Regions from separate parts of the Homo sapiens genome. Here region 1 is linked to region 2. Evidence: chromatin loops called from intact Hi-C (ENCODE). Cell type or tissue: heart right ventricle. All regions are shown on one strand. Links, peaks and the distances in the headings refer to the core of each region. The heading gives the core; the rest is flanking DNA.

Region 1 (8,335 bases), core at 187-8,186, 130 kb after region 2:
CCAGCACTTTGGGAGGCTGAAGCGGGCAGATCACCTGAGGTTGGGAGTTCGAGACTAGCCTGACCAACGTGGAGAAACACCATCTCTACTAAAAATACAAAAAAAAAAAAAAAAAAAATTAGCCAGATGTGGTGGCACATGCCTGTAATCCCAGCTACTCGGGAGGCTGAGGCAGGAGAATTGTTTGAACCCGGGAGGCGGAGGTTGCGAGGAGACGAGATCGCGCCATTGCGCTCTAGCCTGGGCAACAAGAGTGAAACTCCGTCTCAAAAAAAAAGGATAATTGAGTTGTCTGTGATATGTATGTACAGTCAGCATTGCTTAATGACACCAATACGTTCTGAGAAATACATCATTGGGCATTTTGTCATTGTTCGAATATCACAGAGTGTACAAACCTAGAGGGCATAACCTACTACCCACCTAGACTATCTGATGTAGTCTGTTGCTTCTAGGCCACAGACCTATACAGCATGTGACTGTACTGAACACTGTAGGCAGTTACAACACAGCGGCAAGTATATGTGTATCTAAACATAGAAAAGCCACAGCAAAAATATGGCATGATAATCTTACGGGACCACTGTTGTATATACTGTCCATCACGGACTGAAACATCGTTACCTGCTACATGACTGTCCTGCCGAAAAAGTAAAAGGTCAGAGTTCAGGATGCTGAATATACTACATCCAAGTAAGGTTGAACTTTCTGCCATAGCATTTTACTATGTAGCTGAATACGTTTGTGGGGTAGGGCAAAGGGACAGAATAAACCATTTTGCAACAGAGTTTAGAGTCTTACTTTTGGACTGTTTTAGATGGCATGGTCAGCTCCCACGAATTCAATTTCTGATGCCAAGAAAGCTGAGAGAAGAAGAGACCGAATTCTTTATTCAGAAAGAGTAGCTCTGATGAGAGAGCGTTTTGTCCCAACATGACTAAAGAATTAATTGAGAAGCATTCATTTCCTTGACAACATTTTGGAAGGCATTTTCAGCTTCAAGTTGTTTGGAGAAGTTTATAGCAGTGGATTATAAATTAAGGAGGCGCCAGAAGCAAAAAGGTGGTTTTCAGATGGAGCTTAAACATGCTAACGGGAAGTTCATCCTGGAGCTGCCTCTTATTTATTAAAGGGAACTGGAGGGGTGTACTGGAGGCTGTAGTTTTTGTTTCCCCTACTCCACTATCTCCTTTCCTAAAAAAGGAAAAAGGGGGCAGTCTCTTAAAGTTCACTTAATGCTTCGGTTTGAACTACACAAAAAAGACAAGTACAAAGACAATAATAAATTCACATAAATTCCTGCTTTCATTTTGGATTTATTTAGGAGGCCTACTTTCTTTGAAAAGGCATAAAATCTTCCTTGTAACTCTCTACATTGGGAAAGAGAAAATGGAAAGTGAGTAGAAACATGAACTTGCTTCTGAAGTATGGAGCTCCTATAGTATTTAAAGTGCTGCCTGTGTACTGTAGCAAGAAAGAACCAGATAAGCCAGTTTTTAATTAGACAGGGGAAACTTGTAAGAGTGCTCCCCAAAGTGAAGGGGCTTATTCTTGAGATGCTCATTTGCATGGGGGTCTTAAGGTTATATAGAAAGAGCCTTTTAATAGCCTCCGAAATAGAATAGCAAAGTAGAAAATCTAGAACTGTTTGACAGGTTGTGGCACGAATGCCTTCCTTTTATGTACCTTTCCAAAAGGTCAGGGTGTGACCAGAACAAGGAATCAGACTTGTTTCATTGAAGCAGAATTTCTTGGCTTCACCAGTTGCTGCGTCATCGTTTTAATCGTCTTTGAACTCTTAAAATTTTAACATGCATTTTCAAACCTTGTCTTTTAAGAGAGAAATTTTATTGACTGCTTTACTTTCAAAATGACGCGAACTAGATTTAAATTTAAAAAATCTATACACACAAAAAATTGGGAAATTACATTGGAGCTTCATTTATGTTGCCCTCAATTTCTGGTTCTGAACAGTATACTTAATGTATAGTTACAGTTGAAGTAGTTGAAATCTATATTTACCTGTTATTTACAGTTCGTCTTTTTACTTGAATTCATTTCACATCTCTCTCGTATCTCAATGTAATGCCCATAGTTGTCATTTTTAATAGCTGTTATTACATCATATTACTGTTTCATATTCTGTGCTTCAGAAATGTCATTCTCTTTGCCATTTAATTTGCAGGCTGAATGATGACACCATAAACAAATCAGAAAAAGAGTTTGGGTTCTTTTTGTATTTTTTGTGACTACAGGTAAACCTACTTTGGAGACTATATCCCAGATCTGAAGATAGAAACAGATTTGTTATTTGTTGTGTGAAGCCAGGTTACTGTCCAGGAAAACTGTCTTATCATATAAAGACCCTACCAGTGTGTATCTTATTTTTTTTTTTTTAGATCTATCACCATTTTTTTTAGATCTATCACCATTCCTTCATCACTTTTGGAAATCATTTCTCAAAAATCGTTACTTCACTTATCTGTTAGACTGGATTTTAAAGTGTTGTGTGTTTGCTATTGTAAAAATATTCAGAGCAGGGATTGGCAGACTTTTTCTCTGAAGGGTTAGAAATAATTTTGTGCTTTGCAAGCCACATGTGGTCTTGGTCACATATTCTTCTTTGTTTTTGTTTTAATAACCTTTTAAAAATATAACAACCATTTCTATCTCCGTGGCTAAACAGGCAGCAGGTTGTAATTTGTCACCGTTTCATCTACAGTATTAGATGTTTAAAAATCTGGGCGTAAAATCTTTTAACTCTGAAGGTCATGTTTAAAATGCTAATTAGACATAATGATGATTTACATGCCAATCTTCTGTAGAGCAAAGATTGATAGTCAAGGCCTATCCTCCCTGACTGTCTCATCTCCTGTTCCCCCACCCTTTTTCTCCTGTTGTTTGTTCTCTTCTCTTTTTTTTTCCTTCTCTCCTGGCTTCTTTGCCCCAGCAGAAAAGTCTGCTCATCTTTTCCAGTGCCTGGCGTGTAGGAGATGTGCACATGTTGAACAAACGCATCTGTTAAAAGCAAGCAGAGGAAGCATAGATTCATTCAGGGCAACTGGAATCCGTGTTCCTGGGTTGCCGCCCTCAAATGTGGCCAAATAAACTCTCTACTTATATTGGAAAAAAAGAAAAAAAGTAAACAGACTCTGCATCCTCTTCTTACAAGTGCATAATTTCCCTGACCTTGCAACCAGGCTTCTTGAAAGAAAAGTATCTCTTTATCTTGTGCACAGTCTCAGCTCCTGGTTTTTGTTCAGTCTGCAGTTAGGCTCATGTCTTACCACTCCATCAAAACTGTTCTTTAAAAAATTGCAGTGTATAATTGCCAAATCAAGTGAAAACTTAAGTGTTTATCTTGACCTGTCTGCTGTATTTATCAGATCATTTTGTTGATATATTTTGTTGATACTTGGTCTCTCCAGGCTTCTGTGGCACCTCTTGTCCCATGTTCCTCACAGCCTGTTTTTCTGGCTCTCCTCCCCATCTGTCCCTATACCTTGATTAGACATAAGATTCCATTCTCACCCTGCACTGTCTCCCACGGTGATCTCATCTACCCCAGAGAAGCTACTGCCTTGACCTCTTTCCTGAGCCCCAGACCCACTGATACCAAGCCCGCTACATGGCCACCTTAAACCCAGTCAACCTAGCTCCCTCCCCCAGCCAGTGGGCTGTCCTCCATTGACTGTGTGGGTTAGTATACTACCAGACTCCCCAGGAGAAATCTAGGAGGCAGCAGAGATATCATCACCTCGCTCACTCTCAGCATCTAATTGATGCCCAGACCTCTCGTTTCTACCTCTCAGATCTCTGGAATCTGCCTTCTCTTCACCATTGCCACTGGCCCTGCCCCTCCTCAAGTGCCAGCTTTCATCAGTTCTGACTTGTGGCAGGACCTCTCACTGGTCTGTCTGCCTCCCTGCTCAGCCCCCGTCAGTCTCCACACTGCTGCCGCCAGAGTGATGTTTCTAGAATGTAATCGGATAATGTTTAAAACTCTAATATCTCCAGAGACAAGGCTGATTCAGTGCTGGGGCAGGAAAAAGACACCAAGAGGCTGGAGCATTTTGTGCCAGAAAGCACTGAGGAGCTCAGAAGACAGGCTTTGTGCAGGGCACAGGAGCCACCCAGAAGGGACTCCCAGAGGCCAATACCTCAGCAATGTGAGCAAGAAAATAAATCACAGTATAACATTGGATTCTACTCCAGATAATAAGATAAACACCCATGTGTCTGTGCATGGATAAGTGAATGAATGAATGCATGAATAAACTAATAAATGGAGGAGAGGAGACAGGTCTTTCTTATAAAAGAATTTCAATTCGTATATGTAGAAGAAATAGAGGATAGAAATCATCATTGAAGTACCACAGTTATTGTTGCAGACAGTATCTACTGATGGCTACAAAAAGGGTGAGATTTTGAGGAGAAAAAGGTATTTATGTATTCCCAAATTATCTCCTTGAATATACTTACAAAGGGAAAAATTATAACTTAACCATGGAGAAACCCAAGAGGTACCACCTTAACCAAGTGACCAAGGTCAGCATCATTAGAACAAGACATAATAATATCATCTTCTGCCTGATACGATATTTCCGTAGTGTATCTGCTAAAAATGCATAACCTCAGTGGAATTATAAGAAATTAAACAGGCAGGCATGGTGGTTCACGCCTGTAATCCTGGCAGGTGTGAGGCTAAAGCAGGAGGGTTGCTTAAGCCCAGCAGTCTAGACCAACCTGGGTACCATAGCAAGATCCCATCTTTACAAAAACTTTAAAAATTAGCCAGGCATGGTGGCGCACACCTGTAGTCCCAGCCACTCAGAAGGCTGAGGGAGGAGGATCACTTGAGCCCAGAAGTTTGAGGCTGCAGTGATCTGTGCTCGCACCACTGCGCTCTACCCTGGGCAACAGAGACCATGTCTCAAAAAAAGAAAAAAGGCAAATCCAAGTTGAGGAACGAGATGCGAATTAATTGACCAGTGCACATCAAAGTGCTAAGGTCATGAAAGACAAGGAAGGAAGGACAAACTGTCACTGATTAGAGACAAGACAACTAACTGCAGGATGGGACTAGATTGGATCCTAGAACAGAGAAAGGACACTGCGGGGGAAAAGTGGTGATACTGGAATAAAGCATGTGGTTTAATTAGTATTTCTGTAACAATATTAATTTCTGAGTTTGGATAATTGCAGGGTGCAAAGGAACTCAGTACAATTTTTAAAAACTTTTTTAAAAATCTTAAATTATTTCAAAATCAGTAGGTGAAAAAAAGAAAACCAAATTCCTAAGGAGCGGCTCCATTTCCCTCAAGGCAAAGTCCAAGTTTGCTTGTGGGAAGTCCTTCAGGAACGGCTCTTCCCCACGTCCCACCCTGTCCCCTCATACACATGGCTGCACCCCGCTCTCTAGCTTTGCCAAACTCCTTGCATTCTCTCATTTCTTTGTTGAAGTTGTATACAATATAGAGCAAATCTCTAAATTTAAAACGGTTTATTTGGGAAGCAAGAATTACATTTTGGGCCGTACGCCCAGACTGGGGTCTTCAGTATGTCAGAAGAACAAAGAGAAGGCTGGGACATACTGTGAAAGAAAGCTCTTGGAAGGCCGGGCGTGGTGGCTCATGCCTGTAATCCCAGCACTTTGGGAGGTCAAGGCGGGCGGATCACCTGAGGTCGGGAGTTTGAGACCAGCCTGACCAATATGGAGAAACCTGTCTCTACTAAAAATACAAAATTAGCCGGGCATGGTGGCGCATGCCTGTGATCCCAGCTACTTGGAAGGCTGAGGCAGGAGAATCGCTTGAACCTGGGAGGCAGAGGTTGCGGTGAGCCGAGATGATGCCATTGCACTTCAGCCTGGGCAACGAGAGGGAAAATCTGTCTCAAAAAAAAAAAAAAAGAAAAAGAAAAAAAAGAAGCTCATGGATGCTAGAGAAGCTTTCAGGAACTGGCAAGCAACGGTGGTGGGTAAACCAGTCAGAGACGTTGCAGGTCATTTCAGCAAGCTACCAGGTCAGACTGGCTGTGGGGTTGCAGCAGGCAGTTTCAGCAACTGGGCTTGTGGAAAAGTTAGTTCTTGCAGCAGGAGCTATGTGCCCTAAGTGCTTTCTACACTGGTCCTTGACTCATATTTAACTGGGTATGACTAGAATGACCCAGTTTGTATGATCAACTTTCACACCTGGGATGTAGTCTTTTACTGTAATGCTTTTGCTGTCCCCCTTCCTTGGTGTACTTGCTCTCCCTCCAAGTATGCCTGCAAGTGCTCAGCCAACCTGAGTCGGGTGCCACCTCTGTGAAGCCTCCTGTGACCACTCTCTCCCAAGAGCTGATTCTGCCTTCCCTTGTACATAGCACATGCCTGCTCCACAGTGCTTGCAACTGCCATGTCTCCTTAGTCTCCAGTGTGTGGTGGTTCCTCAGTCTTTCCTTGTCTTTCATGACCACAGCTCTTCTGGTGAGTACTAGTCAGTTATTTTATAGAATATCCCTTGTCTTGGTTTTGTTTGGTTTCTTACGATTAGATTGGATGGGAGGGTTGCATTTTTGGCAAGAACCCCATGGAAGTGATATCATGTCCTCTTCAGTGCATCATATCAGGAGGCCGTGATGTTAATTTGTCCCAACATTGGTATTGTTCAGTTTGATCACGTTATTTAAGAGGTATCCACTAGGTTTAGGGCCGAGTGCAATGGCTCATGCCTGTAATCCCAGCACTTTGGGAGGCTGAGGTGGGCAGATCACAAGGTCAGGAGATCGAGATCATCCTGGCTAACACAGTGAAACCCCATCTCTACCAAAAATACAAAACAAAAATTAGCCAGGTAGGTGGCACGCACCTGTAGTCTCAGCTACTTGGGAGGCTGAGGCAGGAGAATCGCTTGAACCCAGGAGATGGAGGTTGCAGTGAGCTGAGATCACGCCACTCCACTCCAGCCTAGGCAACAGAGCGAGACTCCATCTCAAAAAAAAAAAAAAAAAAGGAGGAATCCACTAGGTTAGTCTGTTTTTCTCTTTATAATTAATAAGTTGTGGGAGCAACACTTTGAGATTATGTAAATATCCCATTCCTCACTAACCTGCATTCACCAGTTTTAGTATCCACTTCTGTTTTATAACCCGGTCCATCCTTCTGTATTTATTAGGTGGACTCTGAAATTTTAGACTTAAGCAGGTGGGTAGAAAATAGTACCGTTTACTAGTTAGGGACAACTGGGGAGGAATAGGCTATGCATAGCCTGGGGGGAAAAGGATTTATGTAACACAATGGGTACTTTCTATCATGAAACATAATGCTAGAGGCTTACATGACTGGATTAAAATCCAAATAGAAATGATTCATAGCAATTCATTTTGTTGACATTAAGTCTATGGTTAGAAGTAAAAGTTTGTCAGTTCCTCAAGGATGGAGACTACCAACTAGTTGAGATCTTATTTCTGAATCCATACTTAGTACCTAATATCTCACCTGGTGCGGTGAGAGGCTAGCTACACAAAACAACACCACCTATCCACCAATCCAGTTTTCACTGGTTTGGTTACACGTTGTAGCTGTCCCTCTAGGGATGGCTGCATTCCTGCCTGGTCCAGTTGTTACTTATAGTTGTGCACGTCCACAATCCTGGGGTGCTGTGTGTGTGCTGTCTTCCCTGCTTCATGTCCCCCAAACACATGCACACTCTGCAGAAGTTTCATTGCACTGCCTTCCCGTTTCATTTGTAATTCACACTTGCCATGTTCTCTTTTCAGAAAACATAACCTTCTTTGAGATAAATTTCTCCTTTCTTCAAATCACATGACTCTCAAAGATACATAATTGCTATTCTCATATTTCTTCCAGATACAAATGTAATTGGACATGGTTATGCAGAGCAAAGCTAAATACAAAATGCTACATTATATTTCCTCTTCAAAGTGGATGATGTGATATCAAGAGGAGAATGGAAAAGGTTTCTGTGGATCTGCCTGTGTTGCATAGTTGGGGGAAGGGAGGCTGTCGGGGAAGGATAGGACTGTGGCTGTGGCCTCCTGGGAGTTGCTTCTGCACCTCCATTGTGAAGGTGGGTCTCCGTCACCTTCATTACTGTGTTGTTGGTTGGTGGGATGAAGACACCTGGAAAGTAAACCCTTGATTTTCCTGAAACCTTTCCTGACTTTTCACTACATTGCATCTCCGAATCTTCCCAGGCAGGGCACATGTGGTATTGAGTAGTGAGCAGAGAAGCGGGCTGAGATGGGGTGCAACTAGGTTTATTCCCAAATGAAAGCCTCCTCCTGTGGCCAGCCCTAGAGTCCGGTTCCCATTCGGATTATTGCACTGGGG
Region 2 (8,335 bases), core at 78-8,077:
TAAATCAGAATAGACACTGCGACCAACAAATAGATGCCATGACCAATCAGAATAGATGCTGTGACCAATCAGAATGGACACCCTGACCCATCAAAATAGACATGACAACCAATCAGAGCAGTCTCTGTGACCGATTAGAAAACACAGGCTGGGCGCGGTGGCTCATGCCTGTAATCCCAGCACTTTGGGAGTCCGAGGCGGGTGGATCATGAGGTCAGGAGTTCAAGACCAGCCTGGCCAATATGGTGAAACCCTGTCTCTACTAAAAATACAAAAATTAGCTGGGTGTGGTGGTGGGCGCCTGTAATCCCAGCTACTTGGGAGGCTGAGGCAGGAGAATCGCTTGAATCCAGGAGGCGGAGGTTGCACTGAGCTAAGATCATGCCATTGCACTCCATCCTGGGACACAGCGAGACTCCATCTCAAAAAAAAAAAAAAAAAAAAAGGAAAACACACTGTGGGCAGGCACAGTGGCTCATGCCTGTAATCCCAACATTTTGGGAGGCCGAGGTGGGCAGGTTACCTGATGTCAGGAGTTCAAGACCAGCCTGGCCAACATGGCGAAATCCCATCCCTACTAAAATAGAAAAAAATAAAAAATTAACCTGGCATGGTGGCACGCACCTGTAGTCCCAGCTACCCAGGAGGCTGAAGCACGAGAATCACTGGAACCCGGGTGGTGGAAGTTGCAGTGAGCTGAGATCGCACCACTGCACTCCAGCCTGGATGACAGAGCAAGACTCTGTCTCAAAAAAAAAGAAAAGACACTGTGACCGATCAGAATGGACATGACAATCAATCAGAGCAGTCTCTGTGACCAATCAGAAAACACCCTGTGACCAATGAGAATGGACCTCAGCCATAACAGTTGGCATGGCTATACCAGTGGGTGCAGCTGAATACTGGCCTTGGCCAGGGGCAACTTGATTGTGCCAAGCTAGTCGATGCTGGCTGTACTGAGATGGGCTCAGGCCCAGTTGGTAGCAGTCCCAGTGCCACCTCATCCTAGTTAAATTCCCAAAAGGAAGTGACTCGGAAGTTCGGTTCTACAGGGATGCAAAGAAGGGCCTTTGGAAGGCTAGGAGCACTCACTACCTTACTAGCCTTCTGACTCTGGGCAAATGTTTTAACCTTTCTGTGTCTTCATTTCTTCATCTGTAACATGAAGATAATACTACTATGTAATGAGTAGACAAGTTTATGCAAAGCACTTAGAACAGTGCCTGGCACACACTAGGTGCTAAATAAATGAATAAATGATAGTTTAAAAATGAACTCGGTCAGGTGTGGTGGCTCACACCTATAATCCCAGCACCTTGGGAGGCCAAGCTAGGTGGATCATCTGAGGTCAGGAGTTTGAGACCAGCCTGACCAACATGGTGAAACCCTGTCTCTACTAAATACAAAAAATTAGCCAGGTGTGGTGGTGCATGCTTGTAATCCCAGCTACTTGGGAGGCTGAGGCAGGGGAATCACTTGAACCCAGGCGGTATAGGTTGCAGTGAGCTGAGATTGTGCCGTTGCACTCCACCTGGGCAACCAGAGCAAAACTCCATCTCAAAAAAAAAGAACTCAGTAGGTGATCCTTGTTACTATTTATTTACTTTTTTTTGAAACAGGGTCTCACTCTGTTGTCCTGGCTGGCATGCAGTAGCATGATCTCAGCTCACTACAGCCTCGACCTCCCGGGTTCAAGCCATACTCCCACCTCAGCCACCCAAGTAGCTGCAACTACAGGCATGTGCAACCATACCTGACTAATTTTTGTACTTTTTGTACAAATGGGGTCTCACCCTGTTGCCCAGGCTTGTCCCGAACTTCTGGGCTCAAGCGATGCGCCCGCCTCAGCCTCCCAAAGTGTTGGAATTGCAGGCTCAAGCCACTGCACCCAGCCCACTATTTATTAAGGTCTGGGAGTTGGATAGATTTGGAGGAAATCAGTGATTTTATAGCTTGCCTTGATGTGCCCAATTCTGCAGACTCACCTCCATCAAGCTCCACCTGAATCCACAGAGGATCCCCAAAGACAGCCTGGCAGAGAGGGCCGGCTCCTGACTGGGACAGGCCGGAGCATGCAGTCACACTGAGCGTCTCCATCTTGTCTCGCACGGTCACCTGCCTCTGAGCTGTCACATGCCACTCACTGGTTGTGCATTCAGCAAACACGGTGAATTCCCCAGGAGATGTGAACTGGTGGGTCACATTGCTGGACACATTGCCGGCCACAGTCAGGGACATGACCAGTGTTGGGGAAACACAAAGACACGCATTTACACATGCACTGACAGGGTTTGGATCTGCGCTCCTGCCCAAATCTCATGTTGAATTATAATCCCCAATGTTGGAGGTGGGGCCTGGTGGAAGGTGATTGGCTCATAGGGGCGTTTTCTCGCGAGTGGCTTGGCACCATCGCCCTGATGCTGTTCTCTTGGTAGTGAGTGGGTTTTCACAAGATCTGGTTGTTTAAAAGTGTATGGCTGGCCAGCCTTGGTGGCTTATGCCTGTAATCCCAGCACTTCGGGAGGCCGAGGCGGGCAGATCGCTTGAGGTCAGGAGACAGAGACCAGCCTGGCCAACGTGGCGAAACCCCATCTCTACTAAAAACACAAAAGTTAGCTGGGCGTGGTGGTGCACACCTGTAATCCCAGGTACTAGGGAGGCTGAGGCAGGAGGATCGCTTGAACCCAGAAGGCGGAGGTTGCAGTGAGCTGAGATCGCACCACTGCATTACAGGCTGGGCGACAGAGTAAGAGCCTGTCTCAAAAAAAAAAAAAAAAAAAAAAAAAAAAAAAAAAATCCAGCGAGTACTAGTAACACTAGCAATAATAGTAACAACTTAGACTATGTCGTTCCTGGCCTGAAAACCCTCCTATTATCCTCTGTAGTGGGTGCTACAGGGAATCCCCCAGATTCCACCCTTCAAGCCTGAGCATGCATTCCCCCAGTACACCTGTGAGCTGTGGCTGAGGGCTTACAGCTGAATCCATGTCCAGGAGTCCCTTTTAGCCAAAGGGAGCTGCCTCGCTCAAACCTACCTCCCCTCCCATGGACATCTGCACCCCACGAGTGCTCAGTGCCGGGGTATAATGGTCTGGCTCTCTGGCCTCAACTGGAAGCAACTCTGAGGGCCATCTCTGCTCAGAGGTTTCTGCAGGATCGTCAGGGTCTCTGTGGCCCCTGCATCCCAGTTCAACTCTCCTCTTGCCCCATCTTACTACTCCCTTCCCATGCTCCACAACAGAGTCTGTTTCCTGGTTCCTGTGAGACAAAGTAGCAAACTCAAGGAGATAGGTGTGCTCATTTCTGTTAGCCAGCATAATCACAGGAAGCCCCTGACTGCAGTGACAGGCAGCCCTCCAGAACACTTTGAAGACAAAACAGAATAGAGTGCTCGGCTTCCACGTCTCTAGCCTGAGTCACTATATCCCTAAAAAGATAAATGACTGGTCCTTTTCTTACATATAAGATAATGTCTCGCTGGGTGCAGTGGCTCACGCCTGTAATCCCAGCACTTTGGGAGGCCGAGGTGGGCGGATCACGAGGTCAGGAGATTGAGACCATCCTGGCTAACACGGTGAAACCCCGTCTCTACAAAAATACAAAAAAAAAAAATTTAGCCAGGCGTGGTGGCGGGCGCCTGTAGTCCCAACTACTTGGGAGGCTGAGGCAGGAGAATGGCGTGAACCCGGGAGGAGGAGCTTGCAGTGGGCCGAGATCGCGCCACTGCACTCCAGCCTGGGTGACAGAGCAAGACTCCGTCTTAAAGAAAAAAAAAAAAAGATAACATCTGAGATGGCTGGTGATTATGCTTCTGCAATCTACAACAAGATTTTTTTTTTTTTTTTTTGAGACAGAGTCTTTCTCTGTTGCTCAGGCTGGAGAGCAGTAGCAGGATCTCCGCTCACTGAAACCTTCGCCTGCCAGGTTCAAGCGATTCTCCTCCATCAGCCTCCTGTGTAGCTGGGAATACAGGCATGCACCACCACGTCCAGCTAATTTTTTTTTTTTTTTTTTTTTTTTTAGTAGAGATGGAGTTTCACCATGTTGACCGGGCTGGTCTTGAGCTCCTGACCCCAAGCGATCTGCCCACCTTGGCCTCCCAAAGTGCTGGGATTACAGGCATGAGCCACCGAAGCCGGCCAACAAGATATACTTTAGTCATCTAGAGGCAGATGCACTCTTGCACCCAAACTTTGATGTGATTTTACGTGGACTGAACCTCCACAACCCATATAGAAGCTGTGAGCTGAAACACTGTTTTGGAGCAGTCTGGCAGAACCTCTTTGAAAGACCTCCCAGGCTGTAGTTCTCAGTCTGTCGTCCTGAACAAAACTAACTTTAATTATTTAAAAAGCTTGATTTTTCTTTAGTTGACAGACCCCACCTACGTTAGACTGGCTAGCATCAACAGCTCTTCAGGACCAGGCTCCTGCTGAGTTTTTCAGCATCTTTCATTCTTCCACAGAGTCCTGAACTCCAGGCATGGCGAGGTCCTTGCAGTTATTTGAATACGCCACATGCTTTCAGGTCCATGCTACTCTCTTTTCTCTAGATCCATTGCTCTTGCCTTATAATTCTGGTTCCCCGAGAGAGGACTTTAGCTCTAGGTCACTCTAAGGCTCCTGCTGTTTTGTGGATTATTAGTTTCAGACAAATCTCTGCACGCCCAATATCAGCTGTGCGCAGAAGCAGCCGATTAACGGAAGAACAATGTCAATCCCTAGATTTGCCAGAAGGTGGCGCTCAGCTAACCAACGCTGGATTCACACAGATTTCACCAAAAGCAAATTGTTCTGTAAGGCCCGTAATACAGTTTCAGAAATGTGGAAAATTTTCCATGACAAACACAGAAAAAAAAAAGGCCCTCCATGCAAATGAATATAAGGCAAGGTAAAAAGGAGCTTCTAACAGAGAAGTCTTCTGACTCCTAAGCAATGCAATTCTTCCCAGGAGCTCTTATTATTTATCAACAATGGATACGAAGGGTTTGATTTAAACATCTCACCTCTTAGACTAATGATGAGTTAAGAAAAAGGAGGCTGCACCAACACATAAGAGAAAAGCACAGTGATATTTACACAAAAAAATGTGGCTTCCGTACATTCAAAAATCAAAATTCATGCTATTTTCCCTATCATAACCTGAGTTCTGTGGCTGCTAGTATTGATAAGAAGGCATCAGAAAGGCATTTCCCAGTGTTTATAAAAATGATTTTTAAAAGGTGGGTGGTGACCAGGCACAATCGCTCACGCCTGTAATCCCAGCACTTTGAAAAGCCGAGATGGGCAGATCATCTGAGGTCAGGAGTTCAAGACCAGCCTGGACAACATGGCAAAACCCCACCTCTATCTACTAAAAATACAAAAATTAGCTGGGCGTGGTGGAGCATGCCTGTAGTCCCAGCTACTCGGGAGACAGAGGCAGGAGAATCGCTTGAACCTGGGATATGGAGGTTGCGGTGAGCCGAGATCATGCCACTGCACTCCAGCCTGGGTGACAGAGCAAGACTCTGCCAATCCTCCACCCGCCCCCCCCCCCCCCAAAAAAAAGGTGGGTGGGTAGTTTCAAGGTCCAACAAATCTTTAATGTAAAGGAAGATGGACTATTTGGGTGGGGCAATGGTGGAGGAGGTGCCACCATCTATTTCCTTTGAAAGAGAAAAAAATGTCAGTGATTGTTGTTTAGAGCTAATGCCCAGAGAGACTGCAAATGTCAAACAGTGCTGTGTCTTAGATTTTAATCGCACAAAAACTTCCAGAGAATAATACAACAAACACCCTTGGATTCGCCATCCAGACTTAACAAACATTAACATTTGGTCCCATTTGCTTCTGTTCTAAACCACTGTTTATCACTGAAAAGTCCTGTGTAGCTGTGGGTCATAGCGGGGCTACATTTAGGCAATTTTGACTTATGCCAAATTCAAGTTCTACAAGATTTGGGGGCTGAAAGATTGTGTAACTTACAATCTGTCGTTTTCTTTACAAACTCATAGCAGTCAGGAAGAAACCCACAGAACAGTGGCATAGGTATTTGTATCACCCAGATATTTGCCCCCAAAACATCACTGTAAATAGTTTCTCATTTGACACCATGAAACATTCAAGGCAGCCACGAACACAAATGTGACAGGGGGCCATGTGCTGTGGCTCACACCTGTACTACCAGCACTGTGGGAGGCCGAGGGGGTAGATCACTTGTGGTTAGAGGTTCGACACCAACCTAGCCAACGTGGTGAAACCCTGTCCCTACTAAAAATACAAATATTAGCCAGGCATGGCGGCACATGCTTGTAGTTCTAGCTACTTGGGAGGCTGAGGCAGGAGAATCGCTTGAACCCAGGAGGTGGAGGTTGCAGTGAGCCGAGATCGAGCCATTGCACTCCAGCCTGGGCGATGGAGAAAGACCCTGCCTCAAAAAAAAAAAAAAAAAAAAAGAAAGAAAGAAAAGAAAAGAAAAGAAAACCTATGAGGTAGAGTGTTTGCAAAAGTAGCAGCAACAGTTCCTCCCATCCCATATAGAAGCACCTCGCAGTGTGGCTCCACACTCCTTCTATCAGTAGGTGGGGTCTATTCCTCCACCTCTTGAATCTGGTCTTGGCCATGGAACTTGCTTTGGCCAACGGTATCTTAGAAAATGTAACACAAGCAGAGATTTGAAAAAATGTTTGCGCATTGGGCTCCGCTGCTAGGAACACTGTGTGAATGAGCCTAGGCTAACCTGTTGAGTGATGAGCAGCATATGCTTCTAGCTGACATCCAGCTGACCACTAGGCATGTGAGTGAGTGAGGTCTTCCCGGACAGCCTACCCCAGCCAACTCCACTCAGACAAGAAAAGCCGCCCAGCTCTCCAAAGAACCGTAAGAAATGGTAACTATTGTTTTAAGCCACCAAGTTTTGGGTTGGTTTGTTATGTGGCAAAAAAACTGATGATACAACCTGGCTCAAGGCTCAGAGATTTCTCTTACCTCGGCGGGTTGTAGGGATCAAAAGTGTGGCTGTCTCCTGTACTAATTATACAGGACAGGTTTCCTATGTAGGGTGAGAGGAGCCACGTCAGGGAGATGGTGACATTGTCAAAGATGAAACTCTCACTGGACACCATCAGCTGCAGGGCTGTGGATTAAAACATAAAATGCTGCATGCACTTGTGAAGCAAAATTGCACATTTCTGTTTATAACCGACTCTCTTCTGGCTACCTGTCCAGTATTTTTATGTGGGTCTTTTTTTTTTTTTTTTTTTTTTTCTCACAGGGTCTTGCTCTTTCACCCAGGCTGGAGTACAGTGATGCGATCATGGCTCACTGCAGCCTCGATCTTTCCAGGCTCAGGTGATCTTCCCACCTCAGTAGAGACTGAGTAGCTGGGACTACAGGTATGTGCTACCACACCCACTAATATTTATTTTTATTTTTTGAGACAGGGTTTCACTCTGTCGCCCAGGGTGGAGGGCAATAGCATGATCTCTGCTCACTGCAACCTCTGCCTGCTAGGTTCAAGTGATTCTCCCACCTCAGCCTCCCAAGTAGCTGGGATTACAGGTGCATGCCACTACGGCTGGCTAATTTTTGTATTTTTTGGTAGAGACAGAGTTTCACCATGTTGGCCAATGGTCTCGAACTACTGACTTCAAGTGATCTACTCCCCTCAGCCTCCCAAAGTCCTGGGATTACAGGCATGAGCCACCACACCCAGCCTAATTTTTAGATTTTTTGTAGAGACGGGGTTTCTCCACGTTGTCCAGGCTTGTCTCCAACTCCTGGGCTCAGACTATCCTCCTCCCTCCCAAAGTGCTGGGATTACAGGCGTGAGCCACCGCGTCCAGCCAAGGGGAGCAACTTTGAATGAGGGAGTCTCTTAGCACACAGAGATCAGCCCACGTGGGTGGCTGCTGTCTCTGTTTTCAGGGGAAGCTGGACATGCCATAAAATCAGAGGGACATTTCTATGCTCAAGCAAGTCGGGGACTCACCTTCCCGGCACTGGTACTGCACCCACAGGTAACTGCCCTGAGTCGGACACAGGTTTCCAAAGTAGGTCTCATCTGCTGCCACCTGGCATGACTGTAGCTCCTGGCACTGGCCTGGGAAGCACGCACATCCCAGCGGAAGCAGGAATGGTGTGCAAGACAAAAGAGGATACATTCAACAGAGCTGTACAGAGATGAATGGCCTCTCACCCACTCATTCATTTACCCACCATCCGCCCAACAAATAGCTTTTGATATCTCCTGAAGACCAGGTACTGGGCTAGGTACTCAGGTGAGGGAGAAGTAGGATTTCTGTCCTCAAGTAGTTCAGGGTCTAGCATCCTGGTCTCAAACTTCAGCTTGCAAC

Evidence for each region. Hi-C counts contacts between places; a loop is a spot of excess contacts. Peaks named below come from ENCODE experiments on the same cell type or tissue, not always from the same donor. Only the 100,000 strongest peaks of a DNase experiment are listed, where the experiment ranks them.
Region 1: a loop joins it to region 2, with 2.7 times the contacts of the local background. A loop is called at or near these places in 4 of 110 quality-filtered maps.

What each region holds. Positions count from the first base shown.
Region 1 is chr16:81,326,266-81,334,600 of GRCh38, forward strand. The region is part of intron 1 of GAN (gigaxonin); the gene reads left to right. Among named protein-coding and RNA genes, the nearest start is that of GAN, 15 kb to the left of the region's middle. In heart right ventricle, for the core only: no CTCF peak of the experiment used is centred there; a DNase peak (open chromatin) is centred at 3,846.
Region 2 is chr16:81,200,520-81,208,854 of GRCh38, forward strand. It overlaps the pseudogene PKD1L2. Among named protein-coding and RNA genes, the nearest start is that of BCO1, 34 kb to the right of the region's middle. In heart right ventricle, for the core only: a CTCF peak has its summit at 4,763 (motif pointing right); a DNase peak (open chromatin) is centred at 4,724; H3K27me3 peaks cover 838 bases.